Linked DNA regions of Mus musculus: region 1 is linked to region 2. A link is a loop called in an ENCODE intact Hi-C map of the cell type or tissue named here. Cell type or tissue: heart. All regions are shown on one strand. Links, peaks and the distances in the headings refer to the core of each region. The heading gives the core; the rest is flanking DNA.

The links. Peaks named below come from ENCODE experiments on the same cell type or tissue, not always from the same donor. Only the 100,000 strongest peaks of a DNase experiment are listed, where the experiment ranks them.
Region 1: a loop joins it to region 2, with 2.2 times the contacts of the local background. A loop is called at or near these places in 2 of 42 quality-filtered maps.

What each region holds. Positions count from the first base shown.
Region 1 is chr2:48,330,422-48,336,092 of GRCm38, reverse strand. All of the region lies in intron 1 of Gm13481 (predicted gene 13481), which reads left to right. Among named protein-coding and RNA genes, the nearest start is that of Gm25338, 51 kb to the left of the region's middle. In heart, for the core only: a CTCF peak has its summit at 3,215; a DNase peak (open chromatin) is centred at 3,042; H3K4me3 peaks cover 534 bases; H3K27ac peaks cover 704 bases.
Region 2 is chr2:48,476,889-48,482,559 of GRCm38, reverse strand. No RefSeq gene overlaps it. Among named protein-coding and RNA genes, the nearest start is that of Gm13481, 22 kb to the right of the region's middle. In heart, for the core only: no CTCF peak of the experiment used is centred there; a DNase peak (open chromatin) is centred at 2,699.

The sequences.
Region 1 (5,671 bases), core at 347-5,346, 150 kb after region 2:
AAGAATGGCAAGGGGAACCAATACCACACAGTATTGTCAACTGTGTGTTGGGTTCTATTTATATCCTTTCCAAACGTCATGTGTTCTCTCAAGGATCCGTTCTAGCAAAACATCATATGTACTTTTTTCTAGGTGGCTTCCAGAAAAAAAAAAAAACAAAAAAAACCCACATGTCTGTTCTCAGTAAAATATCCTCCCACATGTCTGCTTCAGCAAAAACATCCTCTCATAAGACAGTTTTTAAGAAAAAAAATCACATCACACAACTGAGACTCCAAAAGAAACCAGGAATTGCCTCTTCAAGAAAATATGCAGTACTTGTCCATGTGATATATTTCCAGATTCACCCTTTCCTACAAATGCCATGATTTAATTTTCCTTTATGGCTAAATAAAATTCCACAATGTGTATGCATAACATATTCTTAATTCATTCCTCTGTGATGGACAACTAAGCTGGTTCCACTTCTCAGCTGTTGTGAATTCAGTAGCAATTCAGTGCAGGTTGCAGGTTTCTTTGTACTAGGATTAGATTAGTGTTGCAGTTAGATATCCTGGCTTCTGAAATCTTAGTCATGTTCCAAGAAGCTTTATAAACGATGCATGGAAGGACAATAGAAATAAGAACAATGGTTCAAGCAAATAGCACACTCCTTGGGGGGCTGTATGGCATCTTGTATCTCAATATGGAAGCAGAAGGCAGTAGAGTTGTTCAACTTGAAGAACTCCTCAAAATAGACTCCATGAATTAGCACGTTATAATCCACGACATCCACAGGGCAGGACTGTAAAAGAGTCACGTAGTATTCTTAGCAGAATACTTAGATTATAGTTGTTGATATCTGTAATATCTTTCAAAGTATTTTACAGTAGTTACGTCTCTGAATCCCCCCAAATACATGGCCAGGAAATAGAACAGACCATCTTAGATTTGAGGCCACAGATGTTTCCTGTACAAAATGAAATTGTCCAAAGCCCGGTAGAAGTGGGATTTAATGCTGAATTTTATGGCCTTCTCCCTAGACTTTTCTGCTAGGGAGTTTCTGACAGGCAGAGGAGCTCATCAAGTAACCGTGGAAAGGCCAACAGGAGAGATGATTGTGGCCACAGAAACATTTCCATGTCACTCAAATTGTACCTACTAATTTTCTATCTTCCCCATCTCCACTTTCTATTTGTTTTTACAAAAATGTCTGAGTAGTCAATGCAATCAAAGTCTCTCACAGAACTTTTTATAATAACAAGCTCTTTGCCTGAGGGAAACTCAGGGTAGCCATTTGTCTGCTGGAAGCCAGTAGCGGAAGTTTTCTTCAGAGAGGAGCTGGTGTACACCTTACAGATTCCTGGTGTTTTGCAAGAGAATAAGATTGTACAGGAGTAGAAATGTGCTGCTGTTATAAATATTTACCTTTCATAGAGGTTTTGTGTGAATTAAGAGAGTTGAATAGCATGATTTTATGTGAGGAGGTGACAGTTTATTCTCTGAAATAGCCAGGTGATACTGCTCAAGTCTCCAGAGATAAAATAAAGTTTCCAAAGGGTGTAACAGTGCCCGTGTCAGTGTCATAGCCACTTGTTTTTCCTTTGATTCTGCTTTTATCATCGAAGGACCCAACCCATTTGGCAAAGTTTTAATGAAGAAGAATGTGTAGCAGGAAATGCATGGAAGTCAGAGCACCGAGCGAGCAGAATGTTTATTCAGCTATTTAGTTTTGGCCAAATCCTTTAAAAATCTGACAGCAAGCACAACTCAGGGATGCTCAGGAATTTGGTGTCATTTAAGAATGCTTCGGAAGGACTACTTTTCAGGATTAGAGTTCAATTAGAATTTTAATTTATACTTGTTTTATTTGCATAACAAGGTTATGAATGATGAAGCAGCTAGAGCCAGACTCATTGGCTCCAAGGGTTGCAATTTAAGTCCAGAGTATTTTCCAAAAGAGAGGGCGGGAGCGGGGGAATTCACTCTCAATATGCATAGCTTGCTGAAACCTGAGTTTCTCAGATCATCTTCCTTGGGCTCTCATATCTGTGAGAATGAAGGCAAAGCAGGAGGCAGCATGGCCGATTTGGAGAATGGATTAGCTTTCTTAAGTGCACAGGGAATATGGCTGCGAAGCAGAAACACTCCCATGATGCCCGGTTGGCTGCCTGGCGTTTCCAGGGCTGCCTGCTTTCTGCAGGAAAAAGATAGACCGGTAGACAGTTACACCATACTAATACTCTATTATTTTCTAACATCATGAGTTCGTTCTGAAATGAAAGTGTCAGCAATTGAGCTTTGCTTCTATCACTGTTGTTCTTCAAGTTTGCATAAAGTAAGGGGCGGGGGAGTGCAGTTCTCAGAGATTCTTAGTTTACTTTATGACCCTGCCCATATTCTAACAAGGTGTCTCTGACATAGGGATAGCCCGGTCTAGCCTGTCTTCTTGGATGTAAGGAGACAGAATATCTAACACTTATGTCACTGATTATACACATATCAAGAAGCCCTTTGGGCTTGGCTTTTTATTTTTATTTTATTTTTTTTGACTATATTTCTTATTGTTTTAATTTCACCTAAATTCACAGGAAATTCTACACACGTCAAAGGGAGCAAAAAGTTTGCTCTCCACGTTTATCCGAGGCGGTTACTTAGAAGGGGCCTGCCGTGGTCCATCTTTAATAGTGATCTTCATCTTTGTTTTTGGAGAAATGGCTGGAGTTTGAAGCACCGGGAAGATCATGATGGGTGATCTATTTAGGATCGGAAGCATTTTGAACATCCCACACATGACCACTTGTTCTAACTAAGCACAAGAGGTTTGCACACAAACTTTGCGGGGCCTAATGTATTGATAAAATTATCGAAAGAGTAGGCTCCAATGTGATTGCCTTGCTTTAAGGCAGCCTGAGGCAAGGGACCTAGTTGGAAATTGCCATTTGGTTTTCCAATCCATTAAGGGCCCGGGAGATTTGCCCTTTGCTGCCAGTTTCACTTTCAATTTCACATTGACACTTCCTTTAATTTTGTTTAGGAAACCGAGTTACCAAGCTACAGACGTGACGGAGTTAGAAGCGGATAAGCTTCCAGCGATAGTGCAGCTTAGAAAGGGAGAAAACTATTGTACATCCAGCGTTCTCTGGGGAGGGTAAGCCTGGACTTTTCCCGCTGTTTCCTGGTTGGCAGCTGCAGAGAAGAGACCTAGTGGCTCTGCATTCTCTTTTAAGAGGGTAACCCCCCCCTCCCCCCCAGCCCCTTGTGGCTAAGGCAGGCCTCCTCGCAAAAAGCATCTCAGATACCAACTGGCGATAGCTCAGGTATCAGAAGGAAAAGAAAGGGGAACAATTCCTTCAGGCTATCAAAGCACTGTTTTCTCTTTCACCTTGGTGAGCATCTGAAAGACATGCCTATGCTTTCAGTCTTGGGGAAAGTGATCCCCTTTGCTGATCTCTCTGGAGATGAGGGATCGACCAGTTTCCTACGTGCCCCTGATGGCAGAGAACAGTTCCAGGAAACAAGGAGCCGGACACACTCCACTTTGTGTTTACTAACGCGCTGCATGCAGCCAGCAGGTAGCTTGCTGTAATGGCTGTCAAGGGTACAAAAAATATTTTATACCTTATTTTAAAAATAGTACATTTATCCTAGCAGTCCCCACTTTCTGGAAGATAAAGCTGATTTGTCATTTGCAATTGAAATAAGAAAAGTCCATTCTTGATAGAAGTTGAAGAGGGGAGTCACCTGAAAGTACTAAAGAAATAGCTGAGACAGGTATCTATGAAGTCCTGGTAAATTCTAGTATGTAAATTGGGTTAGGAGATGTGGACACAGGCCATAGCACAGAGGATCCAGAGGGGGAAAATAATTTGAAATTTCTTAATTTAAAAATCGTTCGTAGGTCTATATGCTATATAAATATCACACAAAGAGGTTGTGGTCTGACCCTCCCTGGTCTCTCACAACTTCAGCTTCTAGAAGATGCCATTATTAGAAATGCTATCAGGAGTTTAAAATTCACAGCGTGGATTTTAAAATGAGCAAAAGGCAGTGTTCAGCTCTGGGCTTATAAAGCTCATACTTGATGTGTCTGTTGAATATTTGAAACTAATTCTACAGCATGGAGCTGTGAGAACCCATTTGCTTTCCTGATTTAGTGCCTCTAAATCCATTCATTTCCATGCCTGGAGCTAATATTGTTTCCTTACGCCCAATTCAACTGGGTAACACCCTGGGAGGCTTTATGAAATTACCAATACCAAAGGACAAGTGCAGCTATTCATTAATTAGAAGAGACAATTTATAGAGACAAAAAAAATAGAAAGTGCAAACTTTGTATTTATTTATTCATTAAAATATGCCAAACCCTGCCCCCTGGAAGATAGGAAGATAGCCACATTTGAGAAAAATACGAGAGGAGGCAGAGCAGTCACCATGTCCTTCCAGTGTGAGTGTGTGCTATTTGTAGCATCCCCTAGGAAGCATTACTGGAGATCGGTGGTGTTTGGCAGTTGTGGGTTTGATTCTTAGTGTTTCCTATACACTAAGCCATATGATACTGGATCTCTCCATTCTAAGTCATAGTTTCCTCAGCTATGAAAAGGGAATAATGGCTCTCTTTTAAAGAGGCTGCTTTGGGACTAATTTAAAAAAGAGTATAAAATGGTGGCTAAAGATACTCGAGTGTTGCCTGGTTCTCTCTTTTCATTAACTACACTTGGAACCACTGAATTTGGCACATTTTTATGTTGATCTATTGTATTCTTTTTAAAATTCTGCCTTTGTAAGTCCACTGTGGGGACATTGTCTTACTGTTGTGCCATCTTCAGCTTTGAATCTGCAATCAATGTCCACAGCTGATTAGACGGGGGGTGGGGGTGGGGGTGGGGAAGGTGACTAGGACAGGCGGCACTTTACTGGAAGCTCTGTGGAGTCAAGGGACCTTAGCCATTTCCTAGAGCATGCCTTCAGCATGAATCATGGCAGCCTGCAACAGAATCTCGGGTCGATGGATTTGCAGACAAATAACCCCACCATTTATTCTAGTTCTCAGTGTCTTGGCTACCCTGGTACCAACATCCACCTGTATATGGTATATCTGTATATGGTATATCTGTATATGGTATGTCTGTATATGGTATATCTATCTGTATATGGTATATCTGTATATGGTATATCTGTTGTAACTGTTGGTAATCCCTGTTCTCTTTATGACTTCCATGAAGACAAGAGGGTAATCACTGTTCTTTGTAAAATGTTTCTTTGCCTTTTGTTTTCTACACATTGTATACGTCTATAGAAACCAGGAGTTTTGTGTCTGTTTTCAAGACATTTGGGGGTCTGATTCTGGATTCAGTTCTTGCTGATTGCTGCTACAAGAAAATCATCAGATACAATAGGAGCAAGTCTTTAAAACCGTGTATCTGCGGAGTGGTGCTTCAGTGGGGAAGACACTGTGACTAAGCTATTAGGAGAGTTCAGTTCTTATAAAATGAGAAATTCTGAAGTCAATTTTATAATTAAGCCTCAATTCAGCAAGATTTCAAAAAACGTGAAGCTTTTACTGAAATGGCACTCGAAAAGATGTTCCAGTTTGTCTCATTTCATGTGATTTAAAGCCAGTTATATGTTCTAACAGTACTGGGTTTGGTTGTTCTAGTTGATTTTCTCCTGCTGTGGTAAAACACTGACC
Region 2 (5,671 bases), core at 518-5,517:
AATTTGGAGCTGTGACAAAAAGATGGACCATCTAGTGATTGCCATATGCAGGGATCCATCCCATAATCAGCTTCCAAACGCTGACACCATTGCATACACTAGCAAAATTTTGCTGAAAGGACCCAGATATAGCTGTCTCTTGTGAGACTATGCCGGGGCCTAGCAAACACAGAAGTGGATGATCACAGTCAGCTATTGGATGGATCACACGGCCCCCAATGCAGGAGCTAGAGATATTACCCAAGGAGCTAAAGGGAACTGCAACCCTATAGGTGGAACAACAATATGAACTAACCAGTACCCCGGAGCTCTTGTCTCTAGCTGCATATGCATCAAAAGATGGCCTAGTCGGCCATCACTGGAAAGAGAGGCCCATTGGACTTGCCAACTTTAGATGCCCCAGTACAGGGGAACGCCAGGGCCAAAAAGGGGGAGTGGGTGGGTAGGGGACTGGGGGGCGGTGGATATGGGGGACCTTTGGGATAGCATTGAAAATGTAAAGGAGGAAAATACCTAATTAAAAAAATTTAAAAAAAAAAACAGGTATGGCTTAACTATTTGCATTTAGATGCAACACAACACATGCATCTGCAGGGATCTCCTTTATTTCCTCATTTTAATTATCCTTACAACTCCAAGGAAAAGATTTACCCTAAAACCCAGTACAGATTCTTCCTTATACCCTGCCCTGTTTTGTCTATTTCCTTTCTGTAATCCTGCCCCCATGCTACAAATCTGAGGAATTTTCCCTATATCTCAGGGCCTTGTTCTTTCCATTTTCTCTGTTCTATCAGGTGTCCTTGCTGCAGCACACCAGAAGTGCTCGTGTGTCTGTGCCTGTGCCTGGCTGGTAACACTTTGCTTGCACGCTTCTGTTGATGTCCTACCCAGCAAGAGCGAATCCTTTGTGGAGGTATCTGGGATCCAAGGATTCCTCCTGCTCCCCTTACAGGCCGTTGCCTGTGCTTCTTTCATCAATACACCATTGCTAGGCGTGAAATGGGCTATTTAGGATTTTAAGAGCCAAATGTAAATGTGCTTAATGAGCCTCGAGGGAGCTGTGGCATGGCCAGGAGAAAAAAAGGCTTTTAGCAGCAGATGCAGACAAAAGTATTGGATTTCAGTCTCCAGGTCTCTTGAAAAGTCAAAGACAGAGAAAATAGAGATCCTGGCCCCTGGTGGGGTAGGAATGAGTCAAAACCTAAATCCGAATGAACAACTGGAGTGTCTTGCCGGGTTTTCTCTGAGGAAAAGGAATTCAGGGAACAGCCAGCCGAACAGTTAGGGACACATGGGCTGAGAGACTGTTTGTCACGGTGTGTAAAGCCGGGATCCTGTTGGGCCAACCCGAAAGAAGTTCAAGGAAGCCTGTGGTGGGGAGAGAAAATGTTGCAGTGGTTTTGAAAAATTTTTATGTGAAAATCGAAAAAAAAAAAGCTAATCTGAGTCTTCAAAAACTTGCCTGGAATCTCCTCTGGGCTCTGTGGAAACATTCATTGTCTCCTTAGTAGTAAACACAAAGGCTAGTTTGGGCATTTCAGAGCATTAGAAATCTGTTGAATGTCTCAAATTTACTCCTCTGTAGCTTGGGGCTGGAGTCTAGGAGACTTCCTGCTTCTGACAATTGTTTTATGCCTTCACCAGGTTGGGCCAACTCTTCCCTAGCATTTTAAAAGTAGCATGTTTCTGAATATAACAACGCTGACACTTGATCCTGGCAGAGAAAGAAATGAAAAAATAACTCATCTTTTTTTTATGTGGCTTTAGGCAAGTCAGTAACTCTTACAGTACCATATGGGTTACTTTCTGTAACAACTGAGAGTCCAGCGTGAGCATCCCTGAGAGGAAGGGGAGGTCGGATCACCCCAGTGTTTCCCAGCGAATACTCACGCTCTTCTCTGTGTGGTTAAGAACCCAGCACTGACTGTGTGGTCCATATTCAAACTGCCCTAGGCACTGTCTGCAGCTCCTATCACAGCCTTTAGTCACTGTCTTTCTCTGGGCACCCATGTGGCCGCTATGGCTGATGACTTCTGCAGAGACAGGGATGAGGCTTTTTCTTATCCGGAAGATCCCCCAAAACAGGTTTTGCACAGGTATTTGCTAATAAGTTTTAAAACATAATACCGTATTCTCGTTCTTATTGAAGGTATATACTTTTTGAAGAGTATGCACCTTTTACAGACATGTCTAAATTTATATTCTAGCCACTACTTGCGACGTGTCACTTAAAATTTTATATGTTCATAAGCTTGAACTCTGTTTGTTTGTTTATTATTGACATTGGGCCAGAAGAATATCGGATTATGTGCTTTTGAACAAGTCACTTGAATGTTAGTGTCTTACTGTTTCTGCCTTTTAAACAAGAGGGGAGTTATACAGTATAGACCAAGACTGAGAATGACAGAGATGTCCACTGTGGTACAGAAGCCAGCAGCATGATTTTAGACAAGCTGCCTGACCTTTCTGAACTTCCATTCCTTTCTCTGTAAGTTGAAGATCAGCTCTCATTTCAGGGCTAATGGGGAAGATAAAGGACATACACATGTTTGATGTGCATGAGTTTGCTTGTGCTGATTAAATGTCCCAAGACCCGCAATGATCCTGATGGCTTTGCTCAAGTAGAAGCCTACAGAGATGTGAGACTGAAAGCCAACTGGAGCAGGGGAGAGGGGATTGGTGAGTCATGGGTGAGCTGGCCCTGGAACTCACTGCCTGGCTGTATCCCCAGGGCAGAGCATTCTCATTGCAAACAGTCAATGGCTGCCAGAGCCACAGGCTGCAGGCCTGGAAGCCAGCCTGGCCCAGAGTCCTCCTACCCCAAGTGTATCTTAAGGACAACAGAGTGATCAACTAGTGAGAAGTCCTCTCAAATTCCTGAATATACTGGACAGATAAGAGATGCCCCACAATGCATGGGGTTCTGATGACCCCAGATTTCAGCAAAAAACTGGGGATCTCAGAATACTGGCATTTACGAACACCCAAAGAAAATACTGAAATTTGATTTACAGAAATTGAAGGCATATGATATTTCTTACAGTAACATGGGAAATATTAGATCTGCTGTAAACTTTGATGTAGATGTTGATTCTGTATTTCCATATTTGAGGGCATGGAAGGGAAGGTGGGTTTTTTAAAACATATTTTTAAATCTTTCCTGATAACAAGTTGACAATTTTTATCAAGTAGCCTTTTTCATTTTTTAAACAACAATTTTATTGTTTAATAAAAATTTATTGTTTAATAAATCTGATGGGCAGATGCTATGGAGAGAATGGTATGTAATGATGTGAAGAGATAGGTCACGGGAGGGAGCAGTTTTAAGACTGAATGAGTGTTATTATTAAAAGAAAGGATAGGCACAAGAGAAATTATGTCTTCACTATGTGAAGATACACAGAGAGGTCTCTGTAGGGCCTTAGCAGCAACCAATTCTACCAGGACCTTGATTCTGAGATTCCCAGGTCCAGAACTGTGAGCAATATATTTCTGTTATGCCATCCACCCTAACCATGGTTTCACTGTAGCAGAGAGCTAAGGCACCTAGACTTCCTGTACATTATCGTTATTTATTCTTTTAGTTGGAATGACCACCTTGAATTTTGTGTAAAGTTATATAGAATAGATTACATATTAAATCAATAAATAGGCAAATGGTTGCTGATCACTAGCATATAATATAAATTGCTGTCAGATATTAGCTTCTTCAGACATATTTGGGAAATAAAATGAATTATTGGGCCGATCCTGACAGAATTTTAGAGCTACTGACAAAATTGTAAATATTATTTTCCATTTTCCTTAGTTTATTTATAAAGTTTTAATTTAATGCTTATAAAATTAGACAAGCCATATGAACTATATATCAATCCTTATTATGTTATTAATGTTATACACACACACATACATATGCACTACTTTCTAATACTAGTGAATAATTGAGACCTCATAGAAGTGAGGTTGCTATTGTTAGCTGTCTCATGACTTATAAACTTCCAACATTGTTCCTAAGCAAAACTGAGAAAGGGTAAGACTTTTCCCCATTTACAGGCTATTAATATTTATTTTTGACTGACAGATCACAATTGCACACATAATATTATATTTTAGTGCATGTAAGCAATATGAGATGTTGAGCTGTAGAGGAATTTTTAATCTAGCAACATGGCTTCTGTGGCAAGGGACCATACCTTCTGGGTTTGTATGATCTGGGTAGAATATGGTCATATCACAGACCTTTAGTCTGGAGTCCTTTAGTACACACCTCTAATCCCAAACAATGAAGAGCAGACAAAGTGACAAATCAGAGAAATATTTGACAAAAGGAGTCAGAAATAAGATAATGCCCATCTCTCAGGAGATAGCTATTTAAGAACAGTGCAGGGAGAGACTAAGTCAGTTCTGTTCCATTCGGTGCAGTTCAGTTGCATGAAGATGAGTTCAGCTGAGTTCATGCAGTTTAGTTCTGTTCAGTTTGGTTAGTTTGGAGACAGTTGGGAATCAGTGCAATGGACTCATTTGTTAGTTCCTGCAGTTCAGTGCAGGTCAGCAGAGGCAGTTGAAGACAGAGAGTAAGAAGGACCCAGAAGATTAGAACAGATTGCTAGAGTTAATTTGAGGCCAAGCAGAACAATTCAGTGAGAAACTGAGATCAGCCGGATTTGAATCAGTCCTCCTGGAGAGGAATTTGGGCCAGAATAGCTGAGTTGAACCAGCCAGCCAGAAAGAACCAGAAAGGGTGAGCTTATTCAGCAGTAAGCTTCCAAGACATCAATTATATTAGGGGAATAAAATCACATTTACATTAAGCTATCATGGGCTTACTTACCTATTATTTTTTTTATGGTGAGACATTTGGAATATGCTATCAGTTAATTACAGTCATACAGTTGATTATTGTTGACTAGTCATCCCCGGTGCAATAAATCTCAATATCTATTCATGTAGCCTGTCTGGGGCTAGTTCTCCATTCCTCCCTCTTCAGCACCTCTAGCCTCTGGCAATCATCATTGTTATTTCTGCTTCTGTGAGTTCAGCTCCTTTTGGATTTCATGTGTAAGTGAGATCACACAGTATGTGTCTCTCTATGCTTGTCGTATTCCATTTACCAAATGTCTTTCACATTCTTGCTTGCATTTTCAAATGACAGGTCTCCCTATTTTAAGGCTAAGTAGTATTCATATGCATATATGTATAAATATTACATTTCCTTTATCCATTCACCCACTGGTGTACAATTAACTAAGTAGCTTGGCTAATGTATATAAGACACTGAACACAGGACTTTAAGTGTCTCTTTTATATATTGATTTCAATTACTCGGTGTGTACAGCCTAAAGTGGTATTACTGTATCATATGACTGGGTGTGTTTGTTTGTTTGTTTGCTGAAGCATTTTCATACCATTCTCCATAATGGCAACACTAATTTATATTTTCATCAACAGCATACAACATGAGTGGTCTTTCCTTTGCATCCTTATGCATTCAGATTCCATCTTATCTCTGACAGAAGCCAGAGGTGTGAGGAAGTGTTTATTTCACTATGGGTTTGACTCACATTTCCCATTGATGAGTCACAGAGCATCTTTTTATTTACCTATTACACTCGTGTGCTTTCTTCTGAGAAATGCCTCCTTAAGACTTTTTAAAATTAGTTATTTGTGGTTT